Regions from separate parts of the Homo sapiens genome. Here region 1 is linked to region 2. Evidence: read pairs that join two places in POLR2A ChIA-PET (ENCODE). Cell type or tissue: Panc1. All regions are shown on one strand. Each heading gives the region's core, and the rest is flanking DNA. Links, peaks and the distances in the headings are about the cores only.

Region 1 (8,338 bases), core at 179-8,178, 210 kb after region 2:
ATAATTGAAAATGCAGTAAAAGAAAAATCAATACTCACATGACTTCCTAGTTTATGAAACACCTTTTTATACGTTATCTTACAACCTACATCTCTGTAAGGTAATTGGGACAAATATTTGGTTTCTTCATTTGACAGAGAAGAGAGCCAGGATTCAGAAATGTTAATATTCAAGTTCATGGTTCCACCACTTACTGGGTGATCTTGAACAAGTCGCTTAATCACTCTGTGTAATTTCCTTAAATATAAAGCAGAATTCAAAATAGGGCTTACCACATAGGGTGTGTGTGAAGATGAAATGAGTTAATGTCCACAAGGCACTTAGAACAGTGTCTGGTGCATAGTAAATCTCAACAAATGTTAGCTATTAGCTGTTATTATCACATAGCTACTAAATGTTAGGACTTGTACCCGAATCTAGACCTTCTGTCTCCTAGTCCAGAACACTTCCTAGTACCATGTGCAATTTACCTTTTAGTAAATCATTGATTGGATTTCCGCCTCACATTGACCTTGTTATTCTTGAAGGGATCTTTTTCTACTTTGTTTACTTTGACTTTAAATTTTTCAAGATCAAAAGGGAAATATGTTCGAAAGATTCTTCCTGATTTTAAAAAATCCTCTGATTTCTGTTGTCATCTGGGTTTGCTTGACCTTGAAGTATCAGAAGGTGTTTTAGCAGGTGAAGATATCATAAAGTTGTTTTCAAGAGTGATTTTGGGTGTTTCCGGTGAATTCTGTTTTGGTTGGAAGGCCTAAAGTGGGAAGTAGAGTTAGAAGAAATTGTTGAACTACAGCCCAGATTTTGGGGGGTTGGGGGGAGTTTAGCCATGTCTCTTATCTACAGTGCTGAGAGAATATTGCCATTACAGAAAATGGCAGCTTGGTGACCTCAGAGTAAAGATAATTGTTTTGACACAGGATTATTTATAGTAAAAGAGCCATCCTAAAGAAATTGGTAAACTGTTATGGACCATTTCCTGGGAAAGGAGAAATTGTTTATAGATATTTCTCTTGATAATAGTATTTGTAGCAGGCTTTTACTTGTGACTCCCAGTTGTTTTTACTCTATCTACTGCCAGTGTAGATATTTTATGGCTGTGAGATGGGCCTAAGTGAAAATCTGCGTGCTTTTGTGGGAGCTGCTCAGCTGCTATAGGGAGACAACCGCCTTTTCTTTGGATGCCCAAGGTCAATGCAAAACTGGATTTGATGTTGAAGATTGCAGAGGGTGGGCAGTGATGTGAAGGAAAAATGGAGTCAGCCAGGAGGCCTTCTTGAGGCAAGGAATAAGAGAAAGCCCCAACTCACTGGGCATTCCCTATCACCAGGCCTTTTTGATGTGTACATAATACAATATATACATAGATGGAGTACTCTGACTGCAGGGTGTTCAATATGCTTATGATCTTTGTGGATATCTGTACCAGTATTTAACTTGGTAAGAGAGGAGGTTTGAAAGAACCTGCTGAGACCTCCTCTTTGTGATATTTGGACTTTTTAACCCACCTTATCTCTAATATTATCTTTAGTAAGTAGAATTAATGTTCTCATATTAAGTGAAAACACTGAATTTTTAAGATTCCCTGGCACCTGGTGATAGTTCAATACTGTTTGCAAAAGAGGATATGAAGAAATGATGTATGTATTGTCTTTTCTAGTTTTGCAGTCAGGTTTTATTTTTCCTGACTAGCCATCAACAGAATCTTCTGACCTATGCAGCATGAGACCAAAGCCCAGAAAACAGCTCTTGGTCCTAAAACCTTGGCAGTCTCTCTCTTGCAACTACATGGCTGCCCATTCAATTTGGTGCCTTTTCCTGTGTGTTAGTTTCTGCCTGCTATGCTAGGGAGTGGCTGGTCTTTTTTTCTGCTATATTTGCCTGGATGCTCTGTATAGTAGATGGGGAGTTGGAGAAAAGGCTAAAAACGAATAGCCATTATCCATTGCCACTGTCATTACATGTTGCCCAGGACTCCAGAGAGCTTTGCTTCTTAGCCAGTTGATTATGAATTAAACACCTCTGATGTGTGAGAATCTTCTGTATGTGGGGATTCTTATCCTTCTCTGCCATTTACATTCTTCTGATATGCAATGTACCAGAGAAGAACTGTGTTGATGATGGTTTCCTTTGAGGTTAGTAGCAGAGTTGGGAGTTGAGGAATGACAGCTGAGAGATTTAGCAAAGCTAGCAGGGTTGTAGAGAAGTTGAAAGCTTAGACTAGTTCATGACGGGCCTTTGCTCTGTCATCATTTATGAATGCCAGTGTGGCCACAAGTGCCACAGGTGGCCCCTTGAATATCTGTTGCTCTCTTTAAAGTCTTTGCTGATTCTCCCAAGTTGGGCCTTTGCTCCTTGTGATTTCAGTGACACATTTTGTCCCCACTTATCTCCCTCAGCTTTGTAGTGAGTAGTTAATTGTCTAAATGTTTGTTTCATCTACTTCATAAGTTTCTTTACAAGAGGAACCTGGGGCCGGGCGTGGTGGCTCACACCTGTAATCCCAGCACTTTGGGAGGCCGAGGCAGATGGATCACTTGAAGTCAGGAGTGTGAGACCAGCCTGGCCAACATGGTGAAACCCTGTCTCTACTAAAAATACAAAAATTAGACGGATGTGGTGGCGGGCGCCTGTAATCCCAGCTACTTGGGAGGCTGAGGCACACGAACTGCTTGAACCCGGGAGGCAGAAGTTGCAGTGAGCCGAGATCATACCACAGAGATTGTGCCACTGCACTGAGATTGGGTGACAGAGCAAGACTGCATCTCAAAAAAAAAAAAAAAAAAAAAAAGGAACGTGGTCTTGCTTATTTTAGTATTCTCATAAACCATGGATATGTCCCACTTGTATCAGTTACTCGGTAAATCTTATGGAATTAAACTGAAAAAAACTGGCTGTGTCTATGGAAATCCTGCAGCTAATGTCCATTTTTCTAGACCTACTGTACTCTGCCAAGAGGGTATCTCTTAGAGAAGCAGAGCACCATCATCAGAAATAGCAGGCAAAAGCACACCAGCTTATTGTTGGCCTTTTTAAAAACTTTTTTGAAGCTTTTTGTGTGTGTGTGTTTGTGTGTCAACAAAGCTTTGTTAAAATATCATTCACATACCATACAACTCACCAATGTGACATGTGCATGTCAGTGGTTTTCAGCATGTTTACAGAGTTGTGCAATCATCAGCACAATCAATTTTAGAAAATTTATCATCCCAAAAAGAAACTCAGTGCCTATTCCCTCCAGCTTCCCCATCCTAGGCAGCCACTAATCTATTTTTTGTCTTGATAGATTTGCTGGTTCTGGACATATTTTGTCTGGCTTCTTTCACTTAGCATAATATTTTCAAGGTTTATCCCTGTGGCATGTGGCCAGCCTAGAGCTTTGTAGAAATTGGAAAGCAGGTGGTGCTTGTTTCCTGGCTACTTGTTAGTTGTGGCTAAGGCCAATGGTGAGTCCACTTGCCCTCATTAAGGATAACCAGATGTATTTAGTGGAAATTCCATAGATGTGTTCTAAACTTGCTTCTGTGAGTAATTGTAAAAATTAAACAAGGTAATATCAATGAGCACCTAACTTAGTTCCTGGACAAAGTCCCTTTGTCCCACTTGAACTTCTTAGATTTTAGTAAGAATTTGCCAAAATGAAACAACAGATAATTTGTAATTGGTACTTTGAGTTTAATGTACTGATTCTTCCTCTACCCTTTTGTTTTTGCTCTCCCCAAGGCTATGCCTTTCTGCTGTTCCAAGAGGAAAGCTCAGTACAAGCTTTGATAGATGCCTGCCTAGAAGAAGATGGGAAACTCTACCTGTGTGTGTCAAGCCCCACCATCAAGGACAAGCCAGTAAGTAATACATGGCCAGCTGTTGCTTTTCCAGAGCACATATGCTATTGGAATAGCTGACCTCCTCTTTCTGATAATGGAAATGCTGGTAACTAGGATCCTCTTACCCAGCTTGGCCTTGCTATGCAGTAGAGTTGGACTTTCGTTGGTGATGGGAAACTAACAACAAATTACTCAGTATTCATTTTATACCTTTGGGACTGTGTGTAAACAAATATGTCCTTGTCTTTCACTTACAGCTCTTTTAAGCTAATTCCTATTCAGAAATTCTGAATCGAGGTAAATAATGCTCTTAGCGGTTTTGGCAGCTGGTTTCCGTCATTATTTCAGATCAAGAACGGAGTTATTTATTTTTGAAAAAGGTCATAATTGTTGATGTTTATGTGCCTCTGAATGCAAGGCATTGTGCTGGGTGGTACCCACAGCTAGTTAAATAGAGCCTTCTGGGTCAGGAGCTTACACTCTAAAATGGATAGTTTCAACAGAGCAGGAGAGGAGAAGGGCAGAGAACGTGGAGCTAAAACCATAATACAGAGTTTGTGGTTAAGAGTTTGTGGCTTCTGAGCCAGAGTATGAATGAGTAAGTCACTGGATAAGGGAGGAAGATTGTGTCCTTCCTCTGGCAGAAGAGCTATCAGTGGAGAAGGGGCAAGATCATGTTCAGAGCAGAATAAACGAACTTCATTTATGTGACAGAAGTAGGGATCTGTGGGAAGTTGGCAGGGGTAGGGTGAGGTGAGTTTGTGTGTCAAGGCTTGGTGCTAGATGTGGCAAATAGAGTAAAAATATGACACAGAGTGGGCAAGAGACCAGAGCTGTATATACCACAGGGCCTGCAGCGGCCTTTGTATGACTAGCACTGGAAATGTAGGGCCTACTTAGCAGCTAGGTTTATTTTCAGAAATGTGCATGGGGAAATAGTTGGATTGAATATAGAAGTTTGAGTGTTGACTCTTGTATTTAAATATCTGCTTGGCTTTGAATAAATCATCTAATCCTTGCTGAACTGTGGTTTCCTCACCTGGAAGATGGGAAGAATAATCATTCTTCCCTGGGTTGTTGAGAGGCTCAGATAAGAGGAAAATGAATGTGAAAGCATTTGGTAGAGGTCAGATACTTGTACAAATTTAACTGGCTAATGTTGTCAGTCCTACATAGGATTCAATAGAGCAAGATTAGAACTCAGCTATATGGCAATATCTGTTGAGAAGGATGATGACATCTTTAACAGGGTTTACAACTGTTTGCTAAAAAATGATGTTGAGACTTGGCCACCTATAAAGGGGAGAGTGCAGCACTTAAAGCAGAAGAAAGAACTACTAAAGAATGGGGATATTGAGAGTATTCATTGGAGAGTAAGCAAATGATGTGGAAAAAGAGGCAAGGATTTTAGCCAGTATAAAAGTGCCACTGTAATTTTCAAATTTGGAGGCTGTTGCCAAATTTTGGAGTAGTATGAGTTTGGAAAGTCTGTACCCAAAGAAGAAACAAGTCCCCCTCCACACACACAAAAAATCTGTACCTGGCCAGGTACAGTAGCTCACGCCTGTAATCCCAGCACTTTGGGAGGCCAAGGTGGGTGGATCACGAGGTCAGGAGATCAAGACCATCCTGGCTAACACGGTGAAACCCCTTCTCTACTAAAAATACAAAAAAATAGCTGGGGGTGGTGGCACGTGCCTGTAATCCCAGCTACTTGGGAGGCTGAGGCAGTAGAATCGCTTGAACCCAGGAGGCGGAGGTTGCAGTGAGCCGAGATCGCGTCATTGCATTCCAACCTGGGCGACAGAGTGAGACTGTCTCAAAAAAAAAAAAAAAATCTGTACCCAATTTGGTAGGATCAGATATCTGAGAGGTAAATTCTCAACCTCCAGAGAGCCTCTGCTACTGGCATGCCAGTTGGAGAGAAGCTGGAGTGAGCTGGGAAGGTTTAAGGTCACACACTGTAGGAGAGGATTAGAAATAAATTTTTCTACATAAAAAGGCAGAGGGATAGTAGTACATGTTGAAATAGTTATGTCCATGCAGGTTAAGAAGCTAGAGATGAACACGCAGAGTTTATATACTTTGGAAGAATCGTGTCACTGGCTCTGTAGGGAAGGAGAATAATATGCCTTGTGGGACAAGCCTTCAGCTGGACAGGATGTCTCTTGAGCAGGGAGTGAGCAGCAGTAGGGGTCAGATGGAGGTGTTGTGGTGACAATGCCATTACTCTTGAGTGTTTTCAGTAGAAACACATGTATTATCCTTGGATTGAAGGACTTTTGAAAATAATTAGTAGAATTAATCTGTTTTGGAAATGTTTATGGGGAAACTAGCTTTCACTGTTTGTGTTTTGGCAAATTCTGCCTTATTACAGTTTTCATTTTCTGAGCTCAAGTGCAGCAGTTTTATTGTAGCTTGGTGAATTCTGAATGGCGACTGCCAATCACACATTTCTTTGACCCAGGCATACTCAGAATTTCCAGCATAAACAGTTTTAGTAAAACTTAGGATAGGAAACTTAAAAGTCCCCAAACACCTGCAATTTTAATGAACTGGATCCTATTTTGGGTTCTACTCTTTTGGCTCTATTTTTGAAAACTTCTCTTACTTGGTTTTAGCTCCACATCTACCACCCCACCACCACCCCCTGCCTCATTTATGCATATGTCCCTACCTAGGTTCTGGTACATTCCACCTCATTGTGCATGCTCCCATGAGGGGAAAAAAAGTAAGAACTGTGTTGAACCTTTGGAAGTAAATGAGGACCTTGGCAGTAGCTCAAGGCAAAGTCAACCTTTGGTGCTCACTCACCAAACTTTTTTTGAGCCATGGTGCTTCCTTGCTCCCAGCTTTTGGCTTGGCTAGCCTTTATTTTCTACCTTTCAGGATCCCAGTGCCCTTGTTCTGTTGTTTCATTTTTTCTGACCCTCCCTGGATTTCTTCTTGGAAATACACCATGTTCTAAAATGACCTTGCAGATTTTCTACCCTTTATCTTTCTTTCTCATCGTTTCCCCTCAAACTCCTGTTCCCTTTGGAACAGATTAATCAGATTGTTTTTCTAATGCAGAACCTGATAGTGAGGTCTCCTTTCACCCATCTTGTCCAGGATCATACTTGCTTTTTTTAACTCAAATGAATTCCAAATTTGTGGATTTCAGGTTGTGTTAGGGAGATATTTTTCATCAGTGACTACTTCTTATTAAATTACTCAACTCAGACTATTCTGTGTATAGGTCTGGTCCTGAAAGATTGCAGAAGGAACTGTATTTATGGCCTAATTAGTTGACTTCCTCAGTTCCAAAGAATGGGAAGACAAATTGGCAAGAGCAAGAGGAGGTATTGAGGAGCTTCTAGATCTATGATTTTTTTTTTCCTTCTCCAGTAAGAGGAGTTTCATAGCTCAGGTATCCCAGGCATATCAGAAGACAGCTGTGTCCATGTGCAAGGGTTCCAGTGAAGCAGGCAGACATTGTGCACAGTGGTCCCTCTCATCAAAGTGACTCTATTTTTTGACTATATTAATAGATTGAACCTGAAGGTTCAAGACAGCAAGCTAATAGAGCAAGGGACCTAGAAGGTCTAGCAGAGATAGGGGCTGAAAAAGAGTAATCTTGAAAAGAAGGTGGAGAAGGAGCTATTTAAGGTTCTAGAACATGTTGGCCAGAGATGTGGGATAGCAAACACCTTGAAAGGATTATCAGAGGAGTTTCCTGCTTCCTGCTCCTTATGATTTATTTATAGCACGACTACAATTTCTCTATATCCTGAAATACAACAGAGTGATTTTGCTATAAATTTAAAAACCATATTACCAAACTAAAGTATGCTTATGTGGGGATCCATTCTTTACGTTATTGCTCAGGTAATGTGGTCATCCACTTAAAACTTGAAAAATGAAAATCGAAAAGAATGGTAAGAATAAGGAATCTGGAAATAAAGGCCAATTTAATTCTTCAGTTTTTAATTCTGTCCCATGTGTCTGTCATTCTGGTGTTTCCTCCTCCCCCTGTTTGTATATGAGTGGGATCTGTAGCACTTTTCATTCACACCTCTTTGGTTACAAAAGCAGTCCAGATCCTTTTCCCAGCTATTTAAGACCTTCCCAATCTGGCTTCAATTTTTTCCAACTTTGCTTTTTTCTGCTTTCCTTCTGAACCCCATATTTTAACCAAACAGAAATATCTATGCTCTCATCTTGATTCCTTTCTTCCTTCCTTCCTTTTTCTTTTTTTCTTTTTTCTTTCTTTCTTTTTTTTTTTTTTTTTTTTTTTTTTGAGACAGAGTCTTGCTCTTTTGCCTAGGCTGGAGTGCAGTGGTGCGATCTCAGCACACTGCAACCTCTGCCTTCTGAGTTCAAGTGATTCACCTGCCTTAGTCTCCCAGGTAGCTGGGATTACAGGCATGTGTCACCACACCTGGCTAATTTTTGTATTTTTAGTAGAGACGGGGTTTCACCATGTTGGCCAGGCTGGTCTCGAACTCCTCACCTCAGGTGATCCACCCGCCTTG
Region 2 (8,338 bases), core at 78-8,077:
CACTCTAGCCTGGGCAACAGAGTGAGACTCCGTCTCATAAATAGATAAATAAATAGAAAGAAAGAAAGAAAGAAAAGGAGAAAGATTAAGAGAATGAGAAGACAACCAAGGAGAAAAGATCTGCCCAAGACATCTGACAAAGAACTTTTATCCAAAATATCCAAAGAACTCTTAAAGGTCAACAATGAGAAAACTATCACTCTGATTTTAAAGTGTACACCTCATCAAAGAAGATATACAGATGGCATATAAACAAATGCAAAGATGTTTCACATCATATGTCATTAGAAAATTTCAAATTAAAATGAGATACCTCTATACATCTATCAGAATGACCCAAATCAAAAACACTGGCAAGGATGTGGAGCAACAGGAACTCCCATCCATTGCTGGTGAAAATGCAAAATGGTACATGGTACAGCCACTTTGGAGGATAGTTTCAAGGCTTCTTACAAAACTAAACATACTTGTATCATACAATCCAGCAATCATGCTCCTTGGTATTTACCCCAATGAGTTGAAAATTTATGTCCACACAAAATTCTGTACATGGATGTGTACAGCTTTATTCATAATAGCCAAAACTTGAAAGCAACCAAGATGTCTTTCAGTACATGAATGGATAAACTGTGGGACATCCAGACAATGTAAGAGTATTCAGTACTAAAATGAAATGATCTACCAAGCTACAAAAAGACACAGAGGAAATTAAATGCATGTTACTAAATGAAAGACAATCTGAAAAGGCTACATACTGTACGAGTCCAACTATATGACCTTGTGGAAAAGGGAAAACCATGGAGAAAAAAAAAGATGTATGGTGGCCAGGAGCTCGGGGAGGGATGAACAGATGGAGCATAGAGGATTTTTAGGTCAGTGAAACTATTCTGTATAATACTATAATGGTGGATACATGTTATTATACAGTTGTCAAAACCCTGAATCAACCCTTTATACATTATAAATTATACAGTTGTCAAAACCAAGAGTGAACCCTAATGTAAACTATGGACACTCTGGGTGGTAATGATGTGTCAACTTAAGTTCGCTGACTGTAAAAAATGTAACACTCTGGTACAAGATGTTGATAGTGGGGAAAGTAGTCAGCACTCTGTGTGTGTGTGGTCAGGGGTGGAGGCTGGCATATGGTTTACTGTGAACCTAAAAAGGCTCTAAAATCTATTTAAAAATAACAGAAACAGAAAGAGGGGCTGGGTGCAGTGGCATACACCTGTACTCCCAGCTAACCAGGATACTGACGCAGGAAGATCACTTGAGCCCATGAGTTCAAGGCTGCAGTGTACTATGACTGCACCTGTTAACAGCTACTGCACTCCAGCCTGAGCAACATGGCAAGACTGAAAAAGAATAAAGAAGGTGGCTGGGGACCGGTGGCTCACGCCTGTAATCCCAGCACTTTGGGAGGCCAAGGTGGGTGGATCACGAGGTCAAGAGATCAAGACCATCCTGGCCAACATGGTGAAACCCCGTCTCTACTAAAAATATAAAAATTAGCTGGGCGTGGTGGTGCACGCCTATAGTCCCAGCTACTCAGGAGGCTGAGGCAGGAGAATTGCTTGAACCCAGGAGGCGGAGGTTGCAGTGAGCTGAGATCATGCCACTGCACTCCAGCCTGGCGACAGGGCGACACTCCATCTCAAAAACAAAGAAAGAAAAAAAAAAGGGCTAGATGTGATGGTGCACTTTGGGAGGCCTAGCTGGGCTGATTACTTGAGCTCAGGAGTATGAGACCAGCCTGGACAACATGGCAAAACCCTGTCACTATAAAAAAAAAAAAAAATACAAAAACTAGCTGGGTATGGTGATGAGCACCTGCAGTCCCAGCTACTTGGGAGGCTGAGGTGGGAGGATCACTTGAGCCCAGGAAGTCAAGGTTACAGCAAGCTGAGATTGTGCCACTGCATCCCAGCATGTTTGACAGAGTGAGGCCCTGTCTCAAAAAAAAAAAAAAAAAAGGACAAAAAGAAAGATCCCAAGTCAACTAATCTTCTACCTTAAGAAACTAAAAGGAGAAAAGCAAACTAAACCCAAATCAAGCAGAAGGAAGAAAGGACATAAATATTAGGGTGGATAAAAATGAAACAGAGAATGCAAGAATAGAAAGAAAAAACTCTGACAAATCTTTTTTTTTTTTTTTTTTTTTTTTTTTTGAGACGGAGTTTCGCTCTTGTTGCCCAGGCTGGAGTGCAGTGGTGTGATCTCGGCTCACTGAAACCTTCGCCTCCTGGGTTCAAGTGATTCTGCTGCTTCAGCCTCCCAAGTAGCTGGGATTATAGGTGCCCGCCACCATGCCCGGCTAATTTTATATTTTTAGTAGAGACGGGGTTTTTCCATGTTGGTCAGGCTGGTCTTGAACTCCCGACCTCAGGTGATCCGCCCGCCTCGGCCTCCCAAAGTGCTGGGATTACAGGCATGAGCCACCACGCCTGGCCAACCCTGACAAATCTTTAGCTAGACTGACCAGAAAAAAAGAGAAGATTCAAATGACTAAAATCATGAATTAAGGAAGGGGCATTACTACCAATCTTACAGAAATGAAAAGGATTATTAAAAAATACTATAAATAACTATATGCCAACAAATTAGATAATATACATGAAATGGACAAATTTGTATGATACAAACTATCAAAACTAATTCAAGAAGAAATAGAAAATCTGAATAGACCTGTAAGTAATGAGATTGAATTAGTAATTAAAACATTTTCCATGAAGAAAAGCCCAGGACCAAATGGCTTCACTGCTCCCAAACATTTAAAACACCAATCCTTCACAAACTCTTTTAAAAAACATAAAGGAGGGATCACTTCCCAACTTATCCTATGAGCCAGTATGATTCCAGCACCAAAACCAAAGATGTCACAAAAGAACTACAGACCAATACCCATTATGAGTACAGACACAAAAGTTCCCAACAAAGTACTAGCAAACATGACCAAGTAGAACTTATCCCAGGAACCCCAGGCGAGTCTAATATGAAAATCAACCAATATGCCATATTATTAGAATACAGAACAATACTCACATGATTATCAATAGACAGAGAAACAGCATTTGACAAAACCCAACACTTTTTCATGACAAAAGCCCTCAACAAACTACAAATAGATGGGACATCCTCAACCTGATAAAGGCCATCTCTGAAAAACCCAGTTAACATACACTCACGTGTTACTCAATGATGGGTATCCACACACAGGGATAAATGTGTCCTTAGGCCATTTTGTAGTTTTGTGCACATCACAGAGTCGGTATGGTGTAGCCTATTTACACACCTAGGCTATATGGTATAGCCTACTGCTCTTAGCCTACAAACCTGCACAGCATGTTACTGTATTGAATACTGTAGGCAAATACAATGGTATTTGCGTTCCTAAACATAGGAAAGGTACAGTAAAAATATGGTATAAAAGATAAAAGATGGTATACCTGTATAGAACACTTAATCATGAATGGAGCTTCCAAGGCTGGAAGTCTGGAAGTTGCTCTGGGTGATTCAGTGAATGGGTGATGAGTGAATGTGAAGGCCTAAGACATTACTATACACTATTATAGACTTTATACACATTGTACACTTATTACACTGAATTTATAATTTTTAATAATAAATTAACCTTAGCTTACTGTAACTTTTAAACTCTATACACTTTTAACTTTAACTTTGACTCTTTTGTATTAACAGCTTAAAACACATATTGTACAGTTGTGCGAAAAATTTTTTATCCTTATTTTATAAGCTTTTTTCTATTTTTAAAATTTATTATTCTTACTTTTTAAACTTTTTTGTTAAAAACTAAGACACAAATACACACATTAGCCTAGGCCTACACAGGGTCAGGATCATCAATTAATATCATTGTCTTCCATCTCTACATCTTGTCCCACTAGAAGGTCTTCAGGGGCAAAAACAAACATGAAGCTACTATCTCCTATGAGAATAATGCCTTCTTCTGAAACACCTCCTGAAGGATATGCCTGAGGCTGTTTTACAGTTACTTTTTAAGTAAAAGAAGTATACTCTAAAATAATGATAACAAGTGGTTGGGTATGGTGGATCATGCCTGTAATCACAGTGCTTTGGGAGGCCAAGGAAGGAAGGCCCCTGTAAGTCAGAAGAGAGAAATCAGCCTGGGCAACAAAGCACGACCTTGTCTCTACAAAAAATAAAAAAAAAATTAGCCAGGTTTGGTGGCATGCACCTGTAGTCCCAGCTATTTGGGAGGCTGAAGCAGGAGGATCCCTTGAGCCCAGGAGTTCAAGATTACAATGAGCTATGATCATGACACTGCACTCCAGCCTGGGTGACACAGTAAGACCCTGTCTCTATATTAAAAAAATTTTTTTTGCAGTAAGCTGAGATTGCACCACTGCACTCCAGCCTGGGCAACAGAGTGAGACTCTGTCTCAAAAAAAAAAAAAAGAAAAGAAATTTTTTTTTTTTTTTGGCCAGGTGCAGTGGCTCACGCCTGTAATCCCAGCACTTTGGGAGGCCAAGACGGGCAGATCATGAGGTCAGAAGCTCGAGACCAGCCTGATCAACATGGTGAAACCCTGTCTATACTGAAATACAAAAATTAGCTGGGCACGGTGGCAGGTGCCTGTAATCCCAGCTACTCAGGAGGCTGAGGCAGGAGAATTGCTTCAACCTGGGAGGCGGAGGTTGCAGTGAGCCGAGATTGCGCCACTGCACTCCAACCTGGGCAACAGAGTAAGACTCCCTCTCAGAAAAAAAAACAAAAAACAAAAAAACAAAAAACAAACACACAAAATTTTTTAAAAGTAATGATAAAAAGTAAAGTAGAGGCCGGGCGCGGTGGCTCACGCCTGTAATCCCAGCACTTTGGGAGGCCGAGACAGGCAGATCACGAGGTCAGGAGATCGAGACCATCCTGGCTAACACGGTGAAACCCCGTCTCTACTAAAAATACAAAAATTAGCCGGGCATGGTGGCGTGCGCCTGTAGTCCCAGCTACACGGGAGGCTGAGGCAGGAGAATGGCGTGAACCCGGGAGGCGGAGCTTGCAGTGAGTCGAGATCGCGCCACTGCACTCCAGCCTGGGCGACAAGAGCGAAACTCCGTCTCAAAAAAAAAAAAAAAGTAAAGTAGATACATAAACCAGTAACACAGTCATTTATTACCAAGCATTATGTACTGTATAAAACTGTTACATGTTATATTTTTATATGACTGCTAGTACAGGTTTGTTTATACCTTCATCACCACAATCAGGTGAATGATGCATTGCACTACTATGTTACCACAGCTACAATGCCACAAGGTGATGGGAATTTTTCGACTCAATTATAATCTTAGGGGACCACCACTGTGGTTGTTATTGACCTAAACATTAAGTACAGTGTAGTACGGCTATAGTTAACGGTGAAAAGTCGTCAGGCACAGCGGCTCACGCCTGTAATCCCAGCACTTTAGGAGGCCGAGGCGGGTGGATCACCTGAGGTCAGGAGTTTGAGACCAGCCTGGCCAACATGGTGAAACCCCAACTCTACTAAAAATACAAAAATTAGCCAGGCTTGGTGGTGGGTGCCTGTAATTCCAGCTACTTGGGAGGCCGAGGCAGGAGAATCACGTGTACCAACCTCTGCAGTAGGCAGAGGTTGCAGTGAGCCGAGATTGTGCCACTGCACTCCAGCCTGGGAGACAAGAGTGAGATTCCATCTTAGAAAAAAAAGAAAAGATTGGATGATTTCCCCCTAAGAACAAGAACAAGATAAGGATGTCTGTTTTTTTTTTTTCCGTTCTTTCTCTCTCCCTTTATTGTTTGTAGCTGCGACCCCAGGTGCACACCACCATACCTGGCTAATTTTCTGTATTTTTTTGTGGAGACTGGGTTTTGCCATGTTCCCCAGGCTGGTCTCGAACTCCTGGGCTCAAGCAATCTGCCTGCCTTGTCCTCCCAAAATGCTGGGATTACAGTTGTGGGCCCCTAGCCATTTTTTTTTTTTTTTTTGAGACAGGGTCTCACTCCAGTTGCCCAGGCTGGAGTCCAGTGGCATTCTCTTGATACACTGAAACCTCCGCCTCTCGGGTTCAAGTGATTCTAGCGCCTCAGCCTCCTGAGTAGCTGGGACTATAGGTGTGCTCTTAGACCTGGCTAATTTTTTGTATTTTTAGTAGAGATGGAGTTTTGCTATGTTGCCGAGGCTGGTTTCAAACTCCTGCACTCAAGCAATCTGCCTGCCTCAGCCTCCCAAAGTGCTGGGATTACAGGTATGAGCCACGGCTCCCAGCCAAGGATATCTGCTTTCATCACTTCTATTTAATACTGCACTAAAGGTTATAACCAGGGCAATTAGCCAAGAAAATGAAATAAATGATTCACATTGGGCCAGGCATGGTGGCTCACACCTGTAATCCCAGCACTTTGGGAGGCTTAGGCGGGTGGATCACCTGAGGTCAGGAGTTCTAGACCAGCCTGGCCAACATGGTGAAACACTGTCTCTACTAAAACTACAAAACTTAGCTGGGCATGGTGGCGTGTGCCTGTAATCCCAGCTACTGGAGAGGGTGAGACAGGAGAACTGACAGAACCCAGGAGGCAGAGGTTGCAGTGAGCTGAGATCATGGCGCTGTACTCCAGCCTGGGCAACAGAGCGAGACTGTGCCTCAAAAAAAAAAAAAAAAGCATTCAGATTGGGAAACAAAAAGTAAAACTATTTCTGTTCAACAATGACATGATCTTATATTAGAAAATCCTAAGGAATCCATCAAGAAGTATCCAAATTATTAAGCAAGTTCAGCAAGGTCACAGGATACAAGGTCAATTTACAAAAATCAATTGTTGCTGATTGTGTTCCAAGACAGAAAACAAAAATTGTATTCTACATACTTAAACAATCTAAAAACAAAGTTAAGAAAACAATTCCATTTACACAATGTATCAAAAAGAACAAAATATTTAGAAACAAATTTAAAAACTAAAAAAAAAATCTAAAAACTATAAAACAATGTTGAGAGAAGTTAAAGAAAATAAATCTTGCCTGGGCGTGGTGGCTCACACCTGCAATCCCAGGATTTTGGGAGGCCAAGGTGGGTGGATCACCTGAGGTCAGGAATTTGAGACCAGCCTGGGCAACGTGGTGAAACCCTGTCTCTACAAAAAATACAAAAATTAGTCAGGCGTGCTGGCGCATGTCTGTAATCCCAGGGAGGCCGAGGCAGGAGAAACTGCTTGAACCCAGGAGGCAGAGGTTGCAGTGAGCCAACTTCGCACCACTGCACTCTAGCCTAGATGACAGTGCGAGATCCGTCTCAAAAAATAATAATAATAAAAGAAAATAAATCTAGTGTGAATCAGTCCCTTGGGAGTCAAGATCTCTCTACCTTTGAGATGCTCTCCTCTGAATTCTTCTGCCTGAACAAGGTTATTACCAGGTCTCAAAGTTTATGGACAGGTTTTATTTATAAAACAAACTTTTTTCAGTTGGTATTCCTTTCATGTTTTAAAGCAATGGTTTTTAAATTTAATGTGCATAGAAATCACTCAATTATCTCATTAAAATGCACATTTCAGCTGGGTGTGGTGGTTCTTGCCTACATTCTCAGTACTTTGGAAGGCCAACGGGGTTTGGGAGGGGGATCCCTTGAGGCCAGGAAGTTTGAGACTGGGCAACATAGTGATCCCCCTCTCTAAAAAGAAAAAAAAAATTAGCTGGGTGTGGTGGCACGTGCCTGTAACCCCATCTACTTGGAAGGCTGAGGCAAGAAGACTGCTTGAGCCCAGGAGTCTGAGGCTGCAGTGAGCTATGATCATGCTGCTGTACTCCAGCGTAGGCAACAAAGCAAAACACTGTCTTTAAAAAATAAAAATTAAAAAAAGCAGACTTCTATTCAGTAAAAGTGGGGTGGAGGAAGGGGGTGGTGTTCTGCATTCCTAATAACTGCCAGACAATGCTAATGTTGCTGGTCCTCAGATCATACTTTGAGTAGCAAGGTTTTAAGTAGGTACATACATACAACTGGCTTGGCTCACCAGAAAAAAAGAAAAAAGCAAACTGTAACATGGGTGGCAAACAGTGAGAAGGATAAAACTCTGACGAATCCTCTTAAGTTTTTCACAACTGAGTACAATAAGTAACTCCCTATTAACAATGAAGAACATACACTTATATTACCTCTTCATTCCTGCCATGACTAAGTACCAGAAAAGATGCAGAATTGGCCAGCTAGCATCATCCAGACTGGGGCTAAATTCATTTGAAAAGTTAAAAAAAAAACACAAAATCTGCTGCATAGAGATCATCCCATAGAATATTAACCATCATCACCTTTCCCTCTCTGTATCTTCTTTTATTCCTTC

The links. Peaks named below come from ENCODE experiments on the same cell type or tissue, not always from the same donor. Only the 100,000 strongest peaks of a DNase experiment are listed, where the experiment ranks them.
Region 1: POLR2A ChIA-PET joins it to region 2 with 15 read pairs; 3 of 35 experiments call an interaction of 5 or more read pairs at or near these places.

Annotation. Positions count from the first base shown.
Region 1 is chr10:92,106,580-92,114,917 of GRCh38, reverse strand. It overlaps CPEB3 (cytoplasmic polyadenylation element binding protein 3), which reads left to right. Exons shown (of 10, transcript NM_014912.5): 7 at 3,724-3,842. LOC107984254 (a long non-coding RNA gene) reads right to left here and starts at 2,535. Exons shown (of 2, transcript XR_001747551.3): 1 at 39-2,535. In Panc1, for the core only: no CTCF peak of the experiment used is centred there; no DNase peak of the experiment used is centred there.
Region 2 is chr10:92,316,078-92,324,415 of GRCh38, reverse strand. The region is part of intron 2 of MARCHF5 (membrane associated ring-CH-type finger 5); the gene reads right to left. Among named protein-coding and RNA genes, the nearest start is that of MARCHF5, 29 kb to the right of the region's middle. In Panc1, for the core only: no CTCF peak of the experiment used is centred there; no DNase peak of the experiment used is centred there.